2 separate regions of the Homo sapiens genome follow, and region 2 is linked to region 1. The links are chromatin contacts, found by Hi-C in ENCODE. All regions are on one chromosome and are shown on one strand. The core of a region is the stretch at or near the end of the contact, and the rest is flanking DNA. Distances in the headings are between cores, read along the strand shown. Region 1 overlaps LOC107986178 (a long non-coding RNA gene). Region 2 has its middle 120 kb from the start of MIR12113.

Region 1 (6,003 bases), core at 1,369-3,868:
GCTTTGGGACAGTTAGGTGCTGACACGGGAAAGCCCTTTGGAGCCCTCCATGACCAGCTTCACATAAAGGGTATCTGTGTACATCAAGAAGCTGAGGATTGATTCACCAGCTCTGCTGAGGCTGGCCATTGGTTCTCTAGCCCAGGCTGCCTGTTACCTGGCCTGAGCCAGGTGAGGAGCTCAGATGTTTTATTTCTGCGCTGGCAGGACACTGAAGGCTCCTTCCAGGGTCTCTCCCGGTTAGCCATCTGGGAGAGCTGGAGGCCCAGTTTCTGGGGCAGGCGTACCCTATTTCCAAAAATATTGTGGCAGTCATTGCAGTTGGAAGCATAGCAGGGTCTTCAGGCTCTTCTGCAGACCCACGCCCCAGGTGGATGGATGTTCTTACCTGCATTGCTTTACTCATCTTATTGAAACTTCACATCATCCCTATTAATTAGATACGAGTATTTCTAATTCACAGACGAAAGAAATTGTGACATGCTCAAGGCCATGAAGTGATAGGGACAGAAGTCAGTACCTCGTGTATTGTTCCTGGCCTTCCTCATTCCTCCAGCTCCATCATGCATACACATACACATGCACACATGTGCACATACTGCTTGCAAACTTTGTTCTAGCCATACTGACAAATTTTCAAGTCCTTAAACGCACCATGTCCTGCCTCATTTCTGGGTCTTCCTGTTCTCTGACTTCCTGTCTGGAAAAACTGGACTTCTCCTTAAAGGTTACTCTTGTTGACATCTTTCTGACCCCCAGAATCTCTCTATGTTCTCACAGAAACTTGCATTTCCACCAGTATAGCATGGTCAGTTAAGACTCTTTTTTTTTTCTTTTTTTGTGGCAAAAGACAAAACACCCAATGATAACTACTTTAGGAGGCAGGTCCTAGGGTTCTCCTGGCTTCAGGTATTGCTGGATCTGGCTCAAATGATAATGTAAGCTTTCCTTTTTTTTCTGAGGCAGAGTCTCGCTCTGTTGCCAGGCTGGAGTGCAGTGGTGCGATCTCGGTTCACTGCAACCTCCACCTCCTGGGTTCAAGAGATTCTCATGCCTCAGCCTCCCGAGTAGCTGGGATTATAGACACTTGTCACCACACCCAGCTAATTTTTGAATTTTTAGTAGAGATGGAGTTTCACCATGTTGGCCAAGATGGTCTCAATCTCTTGACCTCGTGACCCGCTCGCCTTGGCCTCCCAAAGTGCTGGGATTAACATGCGTGAGCCACTGTGCCCAGCCATAATGTAAGCTTTCTTTATCTTTCTGCTTCCCTTTGTGTATTGAGATCCATTATTGTCCGGGCTCCTGATTGAACAAGGAAAGAGAGAAACTGGAAGTCCTAGGTGTTTCTTGTCTCCCTAGCTCATCATCACAAAGGAATTTCAATTGATTCAGGAGAAAACAATATACACCTATGTAAACCTAACATATTCTGGTTCCTGCTGTACATCTGAAATGCTGGAGATAGGAGGGAGATCATACACATTCAAAATTCATGGAATGGTAGGGTTGCAAGAAAATATCCCTGGACAATAATATACACCCACAATAAACTTTTATCTTACCTTTTTGTAGTTTTTTTGTATTTTGTAATTCTATGCTAGTTGTGTTAGGGAAAGGATGGTTTCAGTCTTGCCTACCCCTATACTCCAAATGCTTAGCATGCTGCCTGACACACACTGGAAAAAATAAATATCGTAAAGTATATTATTAAACGAATTCTGACAACGTACCAAGTGGCCTTTTAAAACATTATACAACCTGTGTTTGCTGAAGTAATATAAACTAGGTTGCCAAGTCTATCTTGATCCAGTTGCCAAACCAACTCCAAATCTCCTGCTTGCTGAGAGTTACCTGAAGAGTAACATTAGACCTACTGTTTGGAACTTGCTTCCTAATGCTATTTGCAAGTAGCTCCCCCTGCCTGCCCAAGTGGACTTTCACAGAGAGTGTGTTTCTGAAAGCTGCAGCCACTACCATCTTTGACGCAGTGTGTCTGTCCTGTGGGAATTAGGACAGAAAGACTGGGGAAAAAGAAAATGAGACAAAATAAAACAACAAAAAGAAAAAAGAAACAACTAATATTCTATGTTCTTTATAATTTACAAAGCACTTTTCTACAACCAGTCTCATTTAATACTTGCCATGAATATTATAATTTCATTACCATTCTACAGATGAGAAAACTGAGGCTAGCCTGACATATTACCAACACAGGCTACACCTTGGCAGGATATTCTGCCTCTTTTTACAATCAGCCCGTGAAATTTCTATAGCAGAAAGATTTGGAAGAAACGTTAATGATTATATCACATACTTCATAAGCACCATCTGCAGAGGTAAATACTATTTATTCAAAATAATAAAATTGAGGGACACAGAGAAGATAATCTCTTGGCTAAAGGATAGACCACACCTCACCTTTGACTTTAAATTATAATTGGCCAAGCTGACCTCCTTGAGCTTCTGTGTCCTAAGATCTTTATCCTCTGAGTCCAGACCCCTAGGCAGCCTCCCACTTCCTATTCACTACAAGTCAGTGTATTGCATAGCCTTCTCCTTTCAGGGATGTGTCCTGGTGACACGCAGGCTACATCAGATGGAGAGGAAGATTGACTAACTCATGTTCCTGTTCTCTCGAGGTGACTTTGCCAGGGGCTCATGAAAGTGAAGCATGCTTCTTAGGTGTGTCAGGAGGCCTGTGCCTGTGCCAACAAACCTCAGCTTGCACCATAGGTGTCCTTCTATCTCTGATAACTGTAGGCATTTGGTCAGCTGAAGGCTCTCTCTGGCACAGTACTGAGAAGAACCCTGGAACTCCCTCACAGTGAGTGATAGAAATGCTTTTCTTAGAATCACACAGCTTCTGGGTACAGAGTAAAGACCAGGCAATGCCTCCACTAGAGTGCCTCCTGATTATAGAAACTCGAGAATGTTTACAATACATTTTCAAGGCTTGCATCTATTCAGTGATAGAGCTGGTATTTGAACACAGTTCTTTCCAACACCAAAATCTCTGCTCTTGCCCATATATAAAACATATCGGTCTGAGAACGTGGGGACATGGAAGGCACATATAGAATCCAGGGTGTTTCACTTGTTAAATGTTCCTTACACCAACTGAAACACTCGAGCTTGTTGCTCGTAGCAAGTGAAGCCCTATCTGTTTGGTGGGGTGGGAGTCAGGGGGAAGCAGTAATTTGTGCTGCTATTGTTCCTTCAAACAACATTAGGCTATTTGTAGATATTATTCCCCATGGTCAGAACAATGTCAGCTATTTTTTCTGTGAAGGTCCAAGTTGACCCCGTAGGCAGTAATTTCCTGCCTCTCAAACCCAGTGGGCCTGGGCCATTCAGGCAAGCCCCAGGTGGCCCCGGCATAGAAGGACAGATGCCGACCTTCTTGGACTCATGTCCTTCCAAGCAGGAATTGTGAAAGTGCAGGCGCCAAGAATTAAGGAAAAGGAGGAAAAAGCCTTTCTTCCGAGCTTAGTGTGTTTCCCATAATGCATGGGTCATTCAGTCCATGGGAATGTGCTGCCAAATGACCGCTGTGCACTGAACCTCATCGGAGAGTGGAACTGGGCTTGGTGGAGGGTGGTAACAGAAAAGGTTTGAAAAAATGAGATCAGCCCCTGGCTTAGTTTCAGGAGGGGTGGGGTACTTTATGGAAAGCATATTGGTCCTGAAGACAGAAAGACACAGAGTTGTGTGTGTCTGCCTTTGCTGTGACAATTTTCTCTGAGTTTCAAATTCCAGATGAAAATCATATGAAGACACAGCATCATGTCAGGCAATAGAGACAAAAGCATCAACCTTTCGGGATCATTTGATGGATTAAACAGGAAAACCAAGTAGGTGATCCTTGTTTCCTCGACCAGTGAATAGAAAAGTGTGGGCACATGGGGAAGGCAAGATCAACCACCCTGAAATCAGAGAGAATAACTTAAGATGAGTTTAACTTGAATTCAGCTATGTGGCATAAACTCCTGATCCTACAGGAAGATAGGGGAGAGGGGTGGGGTTCAACAGAGCTAAAGAAACCAAGAAAGGCTTCTAGGCAATGGAAGAACTTAAGGAAGAAGAAAAGGAATCCAATGATTATATTTTTAGCAATTCGTGTAAAGTAAATTTCTACAGTGTGTACACCTAAGTGAAATAATCCTCATAATACCTGTGCAGTGAGTTTCCTTGTAGTTGAAATTGTTGCCACATGTTCCAAGATATTTTAGGTTTCTTAAAGTGTGAGTCACTGATAGTTCATCAAAATCACCTGGATGCTGGTTAACGGAAGCTCTTGAATCCCCCTTCCTCCCGTCCTACTGAATCAGAATCTCTTAAGATAAAACCAGGAACTACATCTTCATAAGCTCCCTGGGTAATTCCTATAAACAACATAGTTACAGAACCATTGTGTGAGTTATTACCTGCACATTGGGAATTACCTGAGAAACTTGAAACGTTCTCATTCTTCTGTCCTACCCTCAGAGATAATGATTTACTTAATTAAATCACCAGCTAGGAATTGGGATTTATAAGAGCTCTACAGGACATTCCAATATCCAGCCCAGTCTGGGACTCACCGGCCTAAGGGTCCATTTATATTTATGACACACATGATTTTCATCCAGGTAGCACTGGCAGGTGAAATACAAGACATTCGGTTAAATTTGAATTTCAGATAAATAATGCATGCTCTTTCTGTTGTTGTTTAACTATATGTATGTTGCAGTTATTGCATGGAATATATTCATACTTTTAAAATATTATTCAGTTAATCTGGGAACTCTAAGCCCACGTATCTTTAACTCTAAATCACATCGCCTTTTCACTATTTCCTGGTGTATCAATTTCTTAGTTTTGAAGGATAGGTGAAATTTGAACAGGGCAAACTCATTACCAAAACATTGCTCACAGACACCTCCCAATAAAAGCAAATTAATATAGATATACAAATGCAAGTGAAAACATTATTTAAAGTGAAGTACTTTCATGAGCCAATTTTTATCTCGTGTATTAGTTTTCTCTTTGCTGCTATCATAAATTACCACAAACTTAGTGGCTTAAGGCAACATGCATTTATGATCTTACAGGTATGGGTCAGTTATGGATCAAGATCAGGTTTCATTGACCTAAACTTAAGCTATCTGGAGGGCCCAGGGAAGAATTTGTTGACTTGACTTTTTCGGCTTCTAGACTCCACCAGCATTCATTGGCTCATGGCCCCTTTCTGTGTCCTCAAAGCTGGCGATGTTGCATCTCTCCCACTGTTGTTCTACAGTCAGCCTCCCTCTGGCCATAGCTGGGAAAGGTTGTTCTCTTTTAAGGGTTAGATTTGGCCTACCTGGATAATCCAGGATCATCTTCTCATCTGGAGATCCTAACATTCACATCTTCAAAGCCCCTGTGTATCAGTCTGTTATCACGCTGCTATAAGGACATACCCAAGACTGGGTAATTTATAAAGGAAAGAGGTTTAATGGACTCACAGTTCCACGTGGCTGGGGAGGCCTCACAATCATGGCAGAAGGCAAAGGAGGAGCAAAGGCATGTCTTACATGATGGCAGGCAAGAAAGCGTGTGCAGGGGAACTGCCCTTTATAAAACCATCATATCTCGTGAGACTTATTGACTATCATGATAACAGTATGGGAAAGACCTGCCTCAGTGGTTCAATTACATCCCACCGGGTCTCTCCCATCACACGTGGGAATTATGGAAGCTAAAATTCAAGATGGGATTTTGGTGGGGACAGAGCCAAACCATATCACCCTGTTTCTGTATGAACAAACAACAAACATATACACAGGTCCCAAGCATTAGGGAATGAACATCTTTTGTGGATTGTGGGAAAGCATTATTCTGCCTACTATTTCTCCTAATTTATTTATTTTACCAGTTAGATTTAAAAATCAATTTTGTGAAAGCAATGCAACCTTATATATCACATAAATATCCTTGTATAACAGACTATACTTTTCTCAAAAGCTACTAGTAACCTCT
Region 2 (5,415 bases), core at 2,689-5,188, 280 kb after region 1:
ATAGGAATGACTGTAATTAATATTACATCTACATCTACCACATTCTTGACCCAACATTAAGAATAGATTAAAATAATGTACTGAATGCATATTCATTTTATATAATTGCAGTGAATGCAAATCTCCATCAATTATTTTCTTATTTCTACACCCTCTTTCCCCTTCTTCCCATTTTTTTCCCTGACTGTTGTAAAGCATTATGCTCCTGTCTGACTTGTCTTCCAGCAAGTCTTTATCTATGAGGCCATAAACACACAGCAATAAGGAAAAGATAAAAGCATATTCTATCTTTCTCTACTCCTATATGTTAGTAATTAAAATAAATGTAAAACTATACCAGGAATGGGGAAAAACAAAGGCTTCTAAAAATAACATGCAAACAGAAAGAGTTTGAATATTTGGGATTAAAGCTAGCCATTACTGGAACATTTAAAGGGAAAAATGCTGCCAAATAAGGAACATTCTTACTGAATGCTGAATCCAGTGAGTTTTTGGACATATGCGGTGACTGAGATTTTCTTGAAATGCTTCCCTTTAGAGAGGTCAGACATTTAAAGGACTATTTTATCCACTGAATGTAAACCTAACTGAAAAATGTCTCTTGCCTTTGGGAGTCGCACAGAAGTACTAGTTCTCTTTCACATGCAATCACATATATAATAACAGTTAAACATCCAAATGCATGACGGTCTGTATTTAGGAATTGATATGTTAGAATTTCACCTACCTCTATTAAATCCCTAGTCAGTGAAGAGAAGACCTGTAGGTTTCCCCCCTTTCCCTATATACTAGATGCATTTATTTCTAACATTTTCCCCCAAAACCTTATGCTAAAACCATACTGAACAACAAGATCACCATTCTCTGTGCACTCTGCCCTCTTCAGCTTTTGTGCCATAAATATTATGGCATCCTTAATCTGTAGTGCCCTTCTCCTCATCCCTGGATATCAAAAGTCTATTCATTTTTAAAAGCTCACTTAAAATATCATCTAATAGGCAATAAAACATAAAAGCATGGGATTTAGAGTGAGGCAGGGTTTAAGTTTGCCACTTACTAGACATGAAATGTTGAGCAAATTGTTTATCTTCTCTAAGCCTCTAATCCTGTATTAGCCAGGGTTATGCTGAGAAATAGAACCAACAGGAATATATATATATATATATATATGTAATTTACCATGAGGAATTAGCTCATGCAATTGTGGAAGCCGACAAGTCCCAAGATCTGCTGTCCTCAGGTTGTAGACCCAGGAAAGCCAGTAGTGCAATTCAGTCTGGGTTCAAAGGCCTAAAATTTAGGAACGCCAATCATGTAAATCCCAGTAAAAATGCAAAAGAAGATGAAATGAGATATCCCAGCTCAAACTGTTTGGCAGAAACAAGGGGGACAAATTTCTTCTACTCCTGCCTTCTGTTCTCTTCAGGCTCTCAACAAATTGTATGATGCCCACCCGTAATGGGGAGACCCATCTACTTTACTGAATCCACTGATTGAAGTACTAATATCATCCAGAGACACCCTCACAGACATAGCCAGAAATAGTGACTAACTAGATACCTGCGTGACCCTTAATTCGGTCAAGATGACACATAAATTAACTATCAAAAATCCCCTACCCTAAATTTAGGTGCTCTTTTTTTCTTTATACAAACTCTCCCCTTAGGTGTCTCTCACGATGGCCCATGTTTTTAAATACACTAACAAACTGACAACCCAAATTGGTGTCTGCAAGACAAAGATCTTGAGTTTCAAATGTGTATACTCAACTGTCTATTTAACTTCTGTTTTACATTCAAACAATATGTCCAAATGGAAGTTAATTCTTCCTGTCCCATCAAAAAAGAAAAAGAATAGCTATAAAAAAACAACAAAATCTTTAATATTCAGAGTTTTTCTTACCAGTAAGTGAAATTCTGTTTAATCAAGTGTTTAATGAGAAAATCTATAATTTATCCCTTTGTCCATCCTCCCATATCTAATATAACACCAGTCCTGTTTCTAGAAGCTACTGTGTATCATCTCCTTCTCTGATACCACTATCCTAATATAGGCTGACATTATCTCTCTCCCAGACCACCTTAGTAGCATCTTAACTGACTTCCTTGTTTCTACTCTTACTCTATCTTGTCCATTTTCTAGATAATAATAGTCAAAGTAACATTTTAAAAAGAATTAAATAACCACGTTGCTTCAAATCTTTCATTACTTCCCCATTATCACTGGAAAAAAATCGAAGTAACTTTTCATCATCTACAGAGCTTTGCATGGTCTGGCCTCTACCTACACCTCTCTGAATGTGTCCCCCACGCAATGCCTTTATTGACTGACTTCAGTCGTGTCTGCCTCCTTTGTTTCTTCTCTTCCTTTTCTAGGTCTTTGCACTTGCTTCTCCCTCTGGAGTTCTCCAGAATCCTTCCATAGTTGGCTTATCTTCAGTTTTCAACATGTAATACAATTCACAGTTATCTGTCCTTTATGCATTTCATTTTTCATGTCCTATTTGTACCACTAGAATCCTAGTAGATTGAGAATAGAGTTCTTGAGTGTTCTGTTTACAGGTACATCCCCAGAATCAAGTATATTGCCTGTCAAACAAGGAGTCCTAATAAATATTTGTGCTTGAATGAATGAATTTCAGTTTAGTCTCTGCTAATAAGAATAATGACAGTCCCTTCCTTAAGATGCTGTGTAAGTTAATTAGATGATACGATATGTTAAACTGTTGTTGGGTTTATATTTTTTTTTATTTCATCCCTCAGTTTTTGACATGGTTTTGGTGACAATGTATAAACTCAACATAATTTGGATAATTTTTTAAATTCAAAATAAATTGTGCTTTGTTTCTAAAATTACACCATATATCTGAACATGAAATTCAAAGTCCAAGTCTCTGTAGAATTCCTATCATATTTAAACAACTTCACATATTAGCCATATTTCTAAATGGCATCATTTTTGTTGGTTTTAATTTCAAAACCAGAAGCTTGCAATAAGCAGAGAAGGAACTCAATTAAGCATAGCCTCTAGTGCAAATATTTAATTCCTTTCTCATCACTCTGCCATTAATAAGGCAATCACCCGGAAATAGGGGATTGATGATCAGCACATGGAATAATAATTGTGAAATGATGAAGAAAAGATACTGAAAGAATATTAGAGTTTATGAATTTGCATTCATATCCACTGGTTATAGCTCATTTAAAAAAATTCTTCTTTCTTCTCAGATCAACAATTCTTAGAAAGAGACTAGATAAGCAGTACATTGGTCTTTTATATGTAAAAATAAATAATGGCTCATAAAATTAAGGGCCATGAATAAATAAATAAATACAACTGAAAAACACTAGGTAATTTAGTACATGACATTAATTACTCTTTCTAATTATTCATAGAATTCAAAGTTTAATTTAGTGATAGTAATCCTTAGCATCCACATAGTATTTTTTGAGCTTTCTTTTTCTCCAGTACACTAATTATATCAAGGGGATAATCTCAATTATCCCATGAGGTAGACAGACAGATAGTACTTAAACAGAAAGATTGTGAGTCCTACCTAAAGAGAGGAGAATACACTTAACCACAGTGGGTTGCTCTGTATTATTATTTTTATTTAATGCTCCTCACAAAACTTCTAGGTAAGTCAAATTTGAACCCACTGTATACATGTGAGACTCAGAGATTTTAAATTAAGCATTTAGAGTTGCACAGTTATGAGACAAGGCTGAAATAAATTTCCGTGTAATGTGCAATCTGAATCGCAGACCACATTGTAGTTTAGGTGTTTTCTATGAATTTTCTCATAAAATCTTCCACAGGTCCCTGCATCTTGTAAACGTCTACGCTGCAACAAAAGGTTTAGTATGAGTTAAAATAATAAAAGCATCACTATTTCACAGATAAGGAAGAGGAAGGCACAGGGAGGCTGGGCTGCCTGCCTGACATCACCCAGCTGGCAACACAGAGAAGCAGTCATCAGATTGAGATCCCTTTGGCTCTAACCCCAATGTTCCTGGCACTAGCTTGAGTTGAAGGGGTCATAGTAAGAACAAAGATTTTAGATAAGAGAGCTTGAGTTTGATTTCCTCCCTATGACTTGCCAGTTGTGTGATTTCATGCCAGTTCCCTAATCTCTCTGAGCTGGTTTCCTTACTTGTGAAAATGCACAAAATAAACAGCCTTTCTCTTAAGGGTCACTGCGAGGTTGAAATGGAACAATGTGTATAAAGCCCTGGTGCCTGTCTCATCACTACGTCCAGTATATGTGAGTAAGTATTACACTCATGACACAAAGCCTCTACTTCTTGGTTGATCTCTCCAAGGTGATGGAGTAACAGCACGACCTCAGTAAACCACTGTCTGGTTTCAAGTCTAGTGCTTCTTCACCAACCATGAAATAGCCTTATTTATTATTTATTATTATTATTTATTAGTTGGTATCATTTGGTTCTAGTTTTCTGCTCCGGCAGAAAACTGCTCTTGTGTGACAGGGAACACTGCAAAAAGAAATAGAAGTAGTTTCCAAAAAGTCTTTACTGAGAGGACCAGATTAGTCTTAAAGCCCCTGGAAATACCCCGAGAGACAGACATAAGCAAAGCTGAGGAACTAAGCGCACCTGAGAAGAGGGAAGCAGGCCTAGAATCAGAACAATCAAATGTGGCAGGCCCTGCAGCACTTTGTCACTACATGAGAAAGAGGAGTGGTTTTGGCAATTTTTTCCTAACAGCTTGGCGTTATTTTGAACTTTTGCTTCAGCTGGTCTGTGGGAAGGGAGGATGAAGGGAAGTATCTCTGTGCCTGCTTGTCCTTCTCATTGTCTTCAGAGTCTCCTCTCTTTGAGGTGAAGCTTTTAGGCGCCAACATAAAAATAAAGCTGATAGAGCTGGCAGCACCTCTCAGACTGAGCAACAAAGAGAACACGCCAGCATTCTGCAGGGGAAGGAAGAGTGAGGAAATGAGCTCAGGACTGGGCTGTTGTCCGGCTCTTCCCTTCCCATCTAAACCTCTGCCACCATCCTGGGCCAAATCACTTGGACCCGGCACTTGGGCTGCAGCCCCAGCCTCCCACCTGGCCTCCTAGCTGCATCTTGCAGCCTATATATTGCGGTTACTTATCTTTACAAAGCACAGACCAGATGAGAACACCACTTTAATCCTCCTTGATTAAAACTTTTCTATGGAACTTCGTGAATTACAGGAAAAAGACCTACGAATTATCAACAGGAACCATGATGACTGACCAATGCTTCTCACTTCATCTACTCATTCTATGTGCTCTACAGTGCTGTCATTTGTGAACCCCAGCTTTCTCCTGGCACAGGGCCTTCAAATAAGTCATTTTCATTTTCTCAAAGGCTCACTGCCCTTGCTATTGTTGTTGCCTCCTCTTCATGCTCCCCTTCTCAAAGAGTAGT

What was found. Hi-C counts contacts between places; a loop is a spot of excess contacts on that map. Pooled maps may share reads with other maps.
Region 2: a loop to region 1 is called in a map of endothelial cell of umbilical vein, with 15 times the contacts of the local background. The contact joins two enhancer-like sites. A Hi-C loop is called at or near these places in 2 of 168 maps with a recorded cell type or tissue (cardiac septum and endothelial cell of umbilical vein) and 5 of 50 pooled maps.

Annotation. Positions count from the first base shown.
Region 1 is chr4:11,621,958-11,627,960 of GRCh38, forward strand. All of the region lies in intron 2 of LOC107986178 (a long non-coding RNA gene), which reads left to right. Among named protein-coding and RNA genes, the nearest start is that of LINC02360, 140 kb to the right of the region's middle. Within about 2 kb of position 2,619, at least 8 of the 41 ENCODE cell types and tissues checked have a DNase peak (open chromatin) inside an H3K27ac peak, as active enhancers do.
Region 2 is chr4:11,900,238-11,905,652 of GRCh38, forward strand. No RefSeq gene overlaps it. Among named protein-coding and RNA genes, the nearest start is that of MIR12113, 120 kb to the left of the region's middle. Within about 2 kb of position 3,939, at least 4 of the 41 ENCODE cell types and tissues checked have a DNase peak (open chromatin) inside an H3K27ac peak, as active enhancers do.